Linked DNA regions of Mus musculus: region 1 is linked to region 2. The links are chromatin contacts, found by Hi-C or POLR2A ChIA-PET in ENCODE. All regions are on one chromosome and are shown on one strand. Each heading gives the region's core, a stretch centred on a gene start or an enhancer-like site at or near the end of the contact. The rest is flanking DNA. Distances are from core to core; before and after follow the strand shown. Region 1 overlaps Cdk17 (cyclin-dependent kinase 17). Region 2 overlaps Cdk17 (cyclin-dependent kinase 17).

The links. A loop is a pair of places that touch in the nucleus more often than their neighbours do. ChIA-PET counts read pairs that join two places held with the same protein, here RNA polymerase II (POLR2A).
Region 1: a map of regulatory T cell shows a loop between it and region 2 (1.9-fold over the local background). The contact joins two enhancer-like sites. A Hi-C loop is called at or near these places in 2 of 37 maps with a recorded cell type or tissue (gastrocnemius and regulatory T cell). POLR2A ChIA-PET finds 5 or more read pairs at or near these places in 2 of 5 experiments (Patski and embryonic stem cell).

Annotation. Positions count from the first base shown.
Region 1 is chr10:93,227,757-93,233,596 of GRCm38, forward strand. It overlaps Cdk17 (cyclin-dependent kinase 17), which reads left to right. Exons shown (of 17, transcript NM_146239.2): 10 at 889-1,012; 11 at 4,624-4,744. Among named protein-coding and RNA genes, the nearest start is that of Gm32551, 54 kb to the right of the region's middle. Within about 2 kb of position 3,931, at least 2 of the 3 ENCODE cell types and tissues checked have a DNase peak (open chromatin) inside an H3K27ac peak, as active enhancers do; they include gastrocnemius, where a contact is called at or near this core.
Region 2 is chr10:93,178,298-93,184,134 of GRCm38, forward strand. The region is part of intron 1 of Cdk17 (cyclin-dependent kinase 17); the gene reads left to right. Among named protein-coding and RNA genes, the nearest start is that of Mir1931, 18 kb to the left of the region's middle. Within about 2 kb of position 3,602, at least 1 of the 3 ENCODE cell types and tissues checked has a DNase peak (open chromatin) inside an H3K27ac peak, as active enhancers do; it is gastrocnemius, where a contact is called at or near this core.

The sequences.
Region 1 (5,840 bases), core at 2,681-5,180, 50 kb after region 2:
AAGTTAGGTCCAAGTGGTGGCTGTAAGGTGGAACGCGTTTTATTGTCTGGCTGTTGAAATTACACTTAACGTTTTCCAAGGATAGAATGTGACAGATACTGAGATAATAATTCTGGAGTTCTCAGAACATAGCAATGCCAACTCTGGAAACTGCTTCTGAGAATTCATTCAGGCCTCTCCACATCCTCCGCCGTGACCTAAAGACACTCGGCATCTTCTGTATGCAGCCTCTCTTTTTCTAACCACAAAGACTCAAAACGCTTTCCTTCTTCTAAAATACACAGAAGCCCTTAGCCATTAACCTTACAGGAGTCCCTTTCTCGTCGTTCAGAGTACAATAGTGCCTGGGCCCCTTTCTGAGTCACAGTGGAGTTTGAAGAGTGAGTAGGAGGCGCTCAAAGTCAAGTGCCCAGGAGGTGGGTGAGGAGCCGCTTACTTTTATAGCAAATGGCTTGCCAGAGCTAAACAGCACTTTTCTCTTCTGATAGCCTGGCTCTTCTGAAAAACCATCAAATATGATGCCCTTTTAAGGTGATGCTGCTGCAGATCAGGGAAGTGTTTGTGTACGTGTGTGTGCGTGTGTGTGTTTTGGAAGGAGAAATCAGTGACAGGGTTTGCTTGGTTGTTACAACAGAATTTTATAATCAAACTATAGGCCTCCAACCAATGAACTGCTGTTATTCAAAGTTTTATTTGTAGTGTTTATTTTCCTGGTTCTCATTGGGTTAAAAACTAGTTGATGTTTTAAATTGAACAATGAACAATCAAATTCAGAAAATAGCTGCAAGAGGAAAAGATGTCATTTTAATTGGCTTTAATTGCTTGGTTTTTCTTTATAGCAAGACCCGTTCCATTATCTGTAAGACTGCTTTTCATTTGTTTCTGTAGCTGTTCCTGTACCAAATTCTCCGTGGTCTGGCATATTGCCATAGAAGAAAAGTGTTGCACCGGGACTTGAAACCACAGAACCTCCTCATTAATGAGAGAGGAGAACTAAAGCTGGCTGACTTTGGTATGGAGAGATAAGATATTCATTATTACTTCCAGGTGGCTAAGCGAGAAGACCACCGTTGTCACAGAGTGTCGTCAATTTTCTGTGTGTTTTGACGTGTTCTCTGTAGCTCGGAGATGTGTGATGGAATTTAGGTGAATGGTTTATTAGTGAGGAACACGCACGTGTTTCCTAGCATGCTGAGACCTCTAGAACTTCTAAGACTTTCCATGGCGTCTAAAGATAAATTCACACTCAGAATTACTGTTCTCCTTGCTTTTTCCTGGTTGCACCGAGGACTCAACACCAAGTAAGCAGTAGAGTCGCTGGTTCCTTGGTGTATTTGGGGGTATTTAGGGCAGGGCATGTGTAGTCTTCACTGCTGACATGTTTAGGGGACAAGTGTCAGTTATACCTGGGATACTTGATACTGCAGTAAAGTTTATTTTCCTAGACTATAAGTCATTACAATATTTCTTGTGATAAAATGAAGAATAAGCATAAAACACATTGAGCTCACACAGAAACAACAGTAATCTAAAGAGAAAGATTACTAGGGGTCCTTTCCTTCCTTCCTTTCTTTCTTTTTTAAAGAAACACCATTTTTCCTAGGAAATTTGGGACCAATAGACTGATTATTTAGTCTTTAACATTTGGTTTTCTTAAAAATGAATTATTGCCCTTCAGGCCTGAGTTAGGCAGCTTTGTTGATATTTCATGGGTGTGGCTTCCCTGACATTTCAGGGAGGTGTCCTCTCAGCAGATTTCCTGTTCCTCCCGCTTTTTCACTCTTTCTGTCCCTCTTTGGAGTTGTCCCCTGAGCCTTAGGTGCAGGAGCCGTGTCATAGATGGACCAGTTGGGGTGGGGCCATGTGCAGGGTCCTCCTTCTTCTCTTGGTCTCTATGAGATTCATTCTTGTCATATGTATGTGAGCGATTACAAATTTGATAATTTGAGCCGGGCGTGGTGGCGCACGCCTTTAATCCCAGCACTTGGGAGGCAGAGACAGGCGGATTTCTGAGTTCGAGGCCAGCCTGGTCTACAAAGTGAGTTCCAGGACAGCCAAGACTATACAGAGAAACCCTGTCTCGAAAAACCAAAAACCAAACAAACAAACAAGCAAAAAAAAAAAAAAAAAAAAAATTTGATAATTTGATGTGCTGTCCTCTATATACCATGCATATCAAAGAAAATGATATCCAGTTGCCCTTTATTAACATGAAATTTAAAATAAGTGATAGGAGTATAAGATTTTTTTTTTGCCTTGGAAAATAACTTTTTATTAAGATATTATTGCAGACAGCTTATGACTGGTGAGCACTTGAGGTTCGCATCGTTTCTGTTTTTGAGTCAGGGTCTCACTGTGCACCTACATTGTCCCCAACATCATGATCATCCTGCCCCAGTCTCTTGAATTCCATGATTATAGGACAGAGTCGCTGCACCTGACCGTGCCTTGTTTTTAATCTGTAAATAAACACCTTTCCATTTTCTCAGTGTTGGCTTACAGATACGGTAAATGTCAGTAGCCCATGTAAATAGAAGCACTTGGCTTCTTAAGTTTGACGCGTTTATGCCAGATCCCGAAAGCTGGAAGCTGCCTCTGAAAGGCGCCCCCATATGCTGACCACAGCTGACTGCTTTTATTATCTGCTCGGTGACTTCACTAGCCGCTGGTTAACCTTTTAGCTGATCTGATTTTATGCGACCTGAAAATAAAACGCAGTAATGTGTACTTCGCTTTTAGGAAGTAAACTTCTATATTGAAAGAACGTTTTTAGAGTAGCTTTGATTTTGAGTTATATACTTAGAATTTGAATTATTCTAATAAGCTATGTTAGTAACAAGTTAAAAACTCATTCTTACTGAATGCTGGATTTGCCCTGGCTATTCATGGACATTTGTTTATTTAGTATGTTGTTGTTTGTTTGAAAGGGATTTGCTGTTGGCTACCTGAGATTGAAGCAGATGCTACAGGTTAATTTTGTATGCTTGTATAGATCCCGTCTCTACTTCCTGAGCATCATTATGTCATTCCCTTACACTTGCCCCTGCACCCACTCCCTCGCTTTGCCAAGCTGCTTTTTGTGCAGCTTGCGTGGAATCATGCAAAGGGTGTGTCAAAGACCATGGGAAATTTTTATCTGAAAGTACTTTGAATCTAGTATTTCATGCTTTTAGCCTCCAGAAAGCAAATCTCACAACACAGTCATCATTTTCTGATTCTTGGCTTGTTGTTGTGTTGTTGTTGTTGTTGCATAGCAAATATATATATGGCTTCAAGTAATGAATGTTGTTTACTTTTGATTATTTCTGCTGTTAGTTGAGCCTCCCCCACCCGTACTCCTCCTTGATGGTGCTGGGATCACAGTGAGAGACTTGAGTAAGATAGGCAAGCACTGTCTCTGAACTACAGCCCTACCTTCTTTACTTACTCTTGATTCCTTTGAAAATGTCAATATTATAGTCAGTAAAATTCACAAAAAAGCAAGGTCACCGTGGTATAGTGACTCAAAAAACCAAGGAAGAGGAATCAGAGCTACCCTACATCTTGCTAATTACTAAAATGTGTGGAAAAATAATTCGTTGGGCATGACTGTATCAAGCTGGAATGCTAGGGTAATGATTTGTAATTAAAATAATGTCAGCATTACATTATTTTAATGAAGTGTTGAATTACTACTGTGTATGACATTTTTCTTCTTCAATTTTTTTTCACAAGATACATAAAGCCTTACATAACAGCAATCTTAGCATAAGTACCCTTATTACTTGAAACAAAATATATGGTAAAAATAAGGTTATGTTTCTTCAGATGTAAACTCAGTGACTACAGTCTAGAGGCTATGGGGAGCTAACTCTCCACCAGTGGCAAAGCAAAAAGGTTGGGAACCGGTCTGTCAGTCTCTGAACACAGTGGAGCCCATAGGGAACCGGTCTGTCAGTCTCTGAACACAGTGGAGCCCACACACGGTTGACAGGGCAGACAGTTGCTTACAGCAGGTGGCATTATCCCAGAGTATCAAGGCCTCTTATTCTGAAGTTATTCACATCACTTACATCATTAAAATAGACAAAGACTGCTGAATTTTATTCCAGGGAAATCGCCTAATAGGTTCAAGGAAATTGCCAGTAAGCTCCAACTGATTGTATACCAATGATCTTGAGGTTTAAAATTTTAAAACATAGTATAGTAAAAAAAAAGACAAAAAACAAACAAACAAAAAAAACCATGTGATTTGAGTTAAACAGTGATAGCTAGCTTATAACGGTAGCAAGCAAACTGCGCCTCAGTGTCACTGACCTATTTTGGGTTAATTCCAGTGGGAAATAATTCCGGCATCCTGACTCATCAACAGAAAATATCTTAAGTTTAGATAAACTCAGACAGACACTGCACCAGCTTCGTCTCTCGCTGTATAATTACTGTGTTCAGTTTAATTATATAATATTGACTTGGCCCAGGACTACATACACTCAACAGAGTTTATAAATCTACTTTTTTGAAGTTGCAGGAAGCTATAGAGTTGGCATCTCTTGAAATGGGTCATGGCGACAGTAGGGCTAAGACCTTCAGCATGTTAATGGATCTCAGTATTTTTAATTCTTCTGTTTTCTTTTCTCTGTAAAGGACTAGCCAGAGCCAAGTCAGTTCCCACAAAGACCTACTCAAATGAAGTTGTCACCCTGTGGTATCGACCACCTGATGTGCTTCTTGGTTCCTCAGAATACTCAACACAGATCGACATGTGGTAACTACAGATGCCATCGCCGTTTATAGTTTTGAAAGAGCATAGCTGTTAACAGGGCATACTGACAAATGCTTACTTTTAAAGAGTTATTTCAAAGAGTTTGAGCAGTGAGTAAGAATTGAGGTGTGAAAATAAAACTATTTAGATTTAAATATAAGTCTACCACTAATGGCTATATTAGACTAACCATCTTATTCACATTAGTAGCCCGTGCCTTCATCTCCTCCGTTAAGGAGGTAGACAAAGTAATGAGAAAGTCATTAAGCCTGATGGTATTAAGCCTGAATGAGCCAACGTGCACAGAGCACCTTTTAGAAGAGTACGTGACACATAGCAATTCAAAAAAGTATTAATATGGAAAATATACCTACTTTAAGTTGGTCTAAAAATAATAATTAGAGTTTCAAAGATCTTCTTATGCATTATTACATATATGTATGTAGGTGTTATAGATATATGTACATGTGTGTTCAAGTGCACTCGCCTGTACATGCATACACAATGGAGGCCAAAGGTCAGCATGAAGCATGCTCAGATACCGCTTTTCATTTTTAAAAAGTTATTTATTTATTTATATTTATTTATTTGAGACAGTCTTCCACTGAACCTGAATAGACGGACTGGCCAGCACACCCTGGGGTCTGCCTGTCTCAGTCGAGCCTGTAGCACTGTGTGCAGCACTGTGTGCAGCACTGTGTGCAGCACTGTGTGCAGCACTGTGTGCAGCACTGTGTGCAGCACTGTGTGCAGCACTGTGTGCAGCACTGTGTGCAGCACTGTGTGCAGCACTGTGTGCAGCACTGTGTGCAGCACTGTGTGCAGCACTGTGTGCAGCACTGTGTGCAGCACTGTGTGCAGCACTGTGTGCAGCACTGTGTGCAGCACTGTGTGCAGCACTGTGTGCAGCACTGTGTGCAGCACTGTGTGCAGCACTGTGTGCAGCACTGTGTGCAGCACTGTGTGCATGGGTGCAGAGGATCTGGACTCAGCTTCTTCTCATGCTGTGTAACAAGCACTCTAGCCACTGAGCCACGTCCAAGCCAATAGATGCCTCAGTGCCCCTGTGCTTGGCTAACCCCATCACTGCCTATGCGCT
Region 2 (5,837 bases), core at 2,352-4,851:
CTTAACTTGGTATTTTTGACACTCAAGTAGGCAGTTGAATATGAGTTTGTAGTCAAAAAAGAGTTCAGAATCAGAGGAAAAAATAGTGAGTTATTACATAGATGCTTTTGAAACATGTGCCTGAATGTGTTTTTCTTAGAAGGAAACAGTAAGAAAAATTTGTGAGCTTTAAGAGTTCTGGTGTTGTTGGTCAGTGGTGGCGCACACCTTTAATTCCAGCACTCGGGAGGCAGAGGCAGGTGGATTTCTGAGTTTGAGGCCAGCCTGGTCTACAGAGTGAGTTTCAGGACAGTCAGGGCTACACAGAGAAACCCTGTCTCGAAAAAACAAAAACAAAAACAAAAAAAGAGTTCTGGTATTTAATGGTTATACTGGTGTGTGCATGTGCGTGTGCGTGTGTGGCTAGCTAGTAGTTCAGAGAGAATGAGAGAGCACGGAACTGATAGGGTGGTGTTTGGATGTTAGGAAAAGTGCTTTTAAAATCTCTTACTTTATGTGTTTTGCTGATGTTTGACCTGCACGCATGTCTGGGTACTACATGCATGCAGTGCTCAAAGCAGACAGAAGAGGGCAGGGTCTCCTGGAACTAATGTTAGGGATGGTTGTGAGCTACCATGTGGGTGCTGGGGTTAAACCATGGTCCCCTGGGAGAACTGCTAGTGTTCATGACTGCTGAAGCATCTCTCCGAGAGTCTCCCCCAAAAATGTTGCTAAGAATGATGAAGAAGGGTGGGGGTATAGCTCAGTAGTGCCTGCTTGTCTTGCAAACACGAGTACCTGAGTTCGATACCCAGAACCTATGTTAAATTAAAAAACAAAACCAAAAACACCAGCCAGGCATGGCGTGATGGTGCGCCTTTGCAATCCTAACCTAGGAAGGTGGAGACAAGCTGACCTCTGGGATCCACTGGGCACCCAGTCTAGTCTCCTTGTTAAGAACCAGAGTCGGTGAGAGACCGTGTCCACAAACAAGGTGGACAGCACCTGAAGTTGTCCTATGGCCTTCATATCCACCCCACATGTGTGTCCGTGTATACATATACACGCAACATGGTGAAAGAGGTCAGACACTCAAACAGGGAAGGAGAGGTGAAAGTGCTGTCTAGGTTTGCTGAGGGCATTCCTTCTCTTAGGCTTTTTTTTTTTTAAAGATTTATTTATCTATTTTATGTATATGAGTACAATGTTGCTGTACAGATGGTTGTGAGCCATCATGTGGTTGCTGGGAATTGAATTCAGGACCTCTGCTTGCTCCGGTCGGCCCTGCTCGCTCCAGCCCTGCTCACTCCGGAGAAAATCTGAAGATTTATTTATTATTATACGTAAATACACTGTAGCTGTCTTCAGACACACCAGAAGAGGGTGTCAGATCTCATTACGGATGGTTGTGAGCCACCATGTGGTTGCTGGGATTTGAACTCAGGACTTTGGGAAGAGCAGTCAGTGCTCTTAACCGCTGAGCCATCTCTACGGCCCAGGCTTCATTTTTAAGGCTAAGCATGTGAGGGTGTGTTGGTGTGCCCGTGAGTGTGGTTGCGCACATGTACTCAGTTGTGGTTTGGGTGAAAGGTCAGTAGTTGGAGGCAGGGGGTTCTGGTTTGCCGTTGACTTGGGGTTGATCAAGCAGAGTTGAGAGCTAACGTACAGTGTGAAGGCACATTTCAGTTTGCTGACTAAAACTGCTGCTTTGACTGTCCAGAAAGCTGATGTGAAATGTGCAGATGGAGAGAAAGCTTAAGTAGAGCAGAAGTCATGTAAGTCTCTGTTCCGGCTGGTTTTGTGGATCAGCTTGACACAAGCTAGAGTCAACAGAGAGGAAGGAGTCTCACTTGAGGAAATGCTTCCAGGAGATCCAGCCGTAAGGCATATACTAAATTAGTGATCAATGGGGGAGGGCCCAGCTCATTGTGGGTGGTGCCATCCCGGCACTGGAGGTCCTCAGTTCTATAAAGAAAGCAGGCTGAGTGAGCCAGGGGAAGCAAGCCAGAGTAAACAGCACCCTCCGTGGCCTCTGCATCAGCTCCTGCCTCCAGGTTCCTGCCCTGTGTGAGTTCCTATCCTGACTTTCACTGGTGATGGACTGTGATCTGGAAGTGTGAGCAAAATAAACCCTTTGCTTCCCAACTTGCTTCCTGATCATGGTGTTTTTGTGGCAGCAATAGAAGTCCTGAGACATGCTAACATAGCCATGCCTTGGTTAGCATGATGGGGTCATATTCTGAGAAATACATTGCTAGTAGGTAGGAAGTTTGGTTATTGTCCAGGCAGCCTGTTGTACATAGACAAACTAGATAGTGTAGGGCAGTTATTCAGCATGGCTTCCCTTTTATGTGCTTGTGTGTTCACGTCTGCAGTGCACACATGTTTCATGGCTGAGGTATATATAAAACTATAACATTCAACACCTTCTTCTACTATATATTCCCAATGTTGGAGCATCATATGTATATATTGCCATAAACCAATCCTTACTCGATCTCACGTTCTTCTGAGGTGGTTGTTAGTTCTTGTTTTTAAAGGGGCAGAGAGCACAGTTCTCTCAGCATCCATCCTTCTTTGCTCTCCTTAGTATCCCAGTGAAGGAGTCAAGAGTCAGTTGTCAGGTTAGGCTTACTCTAAAACCTGCTCTCACTTCTGCTGCCTAAAATTTCTTGTATGCTCTAAAACCTTCACCATTAATGCCAGAGTTGTTTACAGCTACCCTTTCATCATGGGAGGGATATGTTGACGTCTCAGATTTCGAGGGTCAACACTGAACAGGCAGTGAGAAACAATTCTAGGCTCATGGAGACAGTTACTAAGCTGAATTCATTTAATTCTACTTAATAGAAAGTTCAGTCAGTCAGAAGTATCTTGATCAGAGTTCTGATTAATTTAAGCATTACTCCATCCATCCATCCATCCATCCTTCCAGGACAGGGTGTTCCTATGTTGTCCAGGTTACCCTCATTATCTTGTTTCCAGGCTAGCCTAGAGACTTCGATATTCTGCTGTGCTTCCTGAATTCTGGAATTACAGGTGTTATCACTATCCTTAGCCTCAAGTGTTGACTGTCCTAAATATTTGCTAGTGTCCTCATAGGAAACTTTCCTTTGTATATTGAAAAAGTCTTTATTTGGGCATCTTTTTGCTTTGTTTTGTACTAATCTGACCCACTACATCACTTCCCTGTTTAACCTTCAGAAGTTTCCTAAGAAAGTAGAATTGGTACCACAAGGTACAAATACATTAAAACTGGAAACAGAGGAGCAGAATGGTGGCTGTTGAATTTAGCCCAACACACACTTTCTTCATCCTGTCTTCTCTGCTCTAGGCCTTGTGAGGAGTGCGCCCGCTAACTGCTGTCTTGTTATGCTCTCTTCCTCTCCAATTTAAGGTTGGTATGTGAACTATTTCTAATTCTCTGCTCAGCAAGTAATGTGGACAATTTTAGCTCACCCCGCTCCAAATCATACACAAATTTCCTGGAGTGAATGTCGTTGTGTAGTGTTGAGGGCAACTGGCATAGTCTTTGGAAGAACAGTCCAGTTTCTTTAGAATATTTCGAGTGATCTTTTCCTACTGAAAAGCATTACCAGCAGACTGGAGAGAGCCGGCAGTTGCAGTGCATTGCCAAGGCTCCCTGTTGCTGAGGAAGGTTGACCACTCCTCAGCAGTTTATCCTACGTAGGCTTTAATAAAGGGTTAGTCTAGCAAAAGTAACAAATCACTATTGTGTCATAAATTACAGAGTGACCAAACACCATGCACAGTTGTTCAGTCCACTTGTGTCTTAGAGACAACAGCAGAAAGTTGCCTACACAGCTTTCTTTGTTCCCTTCAACTGAAACCAACATAAGTATCTTGAAAATAGTTTTTCTGAGATGTACCTTTAAAACTTGTAAAAGAAAACATATAGTATTGTTCATTGAAAAATGTGGATTTGCATTTTATTAATTTTTTCAATTAAGAGTTTGATAGAGCATGCTTTGAGCAACGTATCCCCGCCCCTAACTCCTTCCAGAGTCCTCCTCCTTCCCTATCCACCTGACCTTTGGTTCTCTTCTTTTTCTCTTTTCTTGACCGATCAAGTCCAGTTTGTGCTGCCCATATATAGGATGTGAGTGCGGTGGTATCAGGGTGACTCTTTGAGAAATTTGAGTGTCCTCTCCCAGCCACCTTCAGTTGTCAAAAGGTGCCTTGGCTAGGGCCAGGCCTTCATATCCATTTCCCCTCTCAGGCTGGGATTTGGTCTAGCTTGGAATTAACACCTTACTCTCATGGTAGCTGTAATATGTCCTTTAAAATATGTAATTATATAATATTGCGTAATTTTTCTTATTAAAATTAGGCCCTCTTTAATTTCTTACTGTTAGAGTTTAGGGGTGATTAAATCTATTCTTAAAAGATGCTTTTTTTTTTTTTTTTGAGACAGTGTCTCACTTTGTAGCTTTGGCTGGCTTAGATCTCACTGTGCATTTTAAATTATGCTTACCTGTGTGTGTTGGCTTGTAGGTATGTGAACAGGAGTATAGGAGCCTGCAGAGGCTGGAGATGTCAGATCTCTTAGAGCCACCAGACAGAGGCGCTAGGAATTGAACTCAGGCCACTGAGTGATTTCTCCAGTCCCTTACGAGGTAATTAAAAGGATAGGTGATTGGCTAGATTTCATAGGATGTGCTTACAACATTATAATCATAAGCAGTCTCATCAGCTTTGTAGACTGACATACTTTCGCTTGCTTTAATGTGATATATACTCTAAGAACATTTATGCTGATTAGGAAATAGACTATAGCGAATTTAGACATTGCTCAGTGAACGGGGCCTGGTATCATAGGCTGGTATTACCAGCTATTAAGGAGGCTGAAGCAGGAGGATCACAAGTTCAAAGCCTACCTAGGTTTATAGAAGGACGGCAAGGCCAGCCTGGACAATTTATTAAGACTCTGTCTTAAAATAACAAGAGAGCTGGAGATGGATAGCCTAGTGCCTACCTAAAGTATACAAGTGCCGCCGCTACCTACCGGGATCTGGGAGAATGAAGCCAGTCAGTGAGGCGGACTAAAGTCTCATGCGCTGGCCAACTTTATTCAGAGCCTCAGACAAATCTATAGTCGTAGGGTTAAGAAGGGTCACCTGGGGGCTGGAGAGATGGCTCAGCAGTTGAGAACACTGACTGCTCTTCCAAAGGACCTGAGTTCAAATCCCAGCAACCACATGGTGGCTCACAATCATTATAACGAGATCTGACACCCTCTTCTGGTGTGTCTGAAGACAGCTACAATGTACTTACATATAATAAATAAATATATATATTAATATAAAAAGAAAGAGAGAGAGTATATAAAAAGAAAGAGAGAGAGAGAAAGAGAAAGAAAGAAAAGGGAAGGGCCATCTGAGTAAAGTTCTCTCGTTGTCAAGCTGTAAACAATCACAAGGACAAGCCGCATGTGGCAAAGTAAGGGATAATATAAACACTTAATTGACTAACAACAGCAAGCAATAATGAGGGATCTGAAATAAACTCAGTCCTATCAGACCTGGAGGAGCATGAAAACGCATTCTAAGCACTCAGAACTCTTCTCAGACAACTCAATTCCTAGACTGTGTTCCAACATAGAAGGCCCCAGATTTGACAAAAAGGTACCAGTACTACCAAAAAAATGTATAGACAGACATGTACATATCATGAGAAACGGTCTGGTTGACAACCTGATACTTTTTTTGGTTGAGTAGCTAGAGGATTTATTTTTAAATGTTTCCATCCTTAAGTAGTTTATGATATTGCAAAAGCTTTCATTTATAAAGCCCATTTAAATCTTGATGAATAAATCAGTCCAGAAGACCAATCTTTGG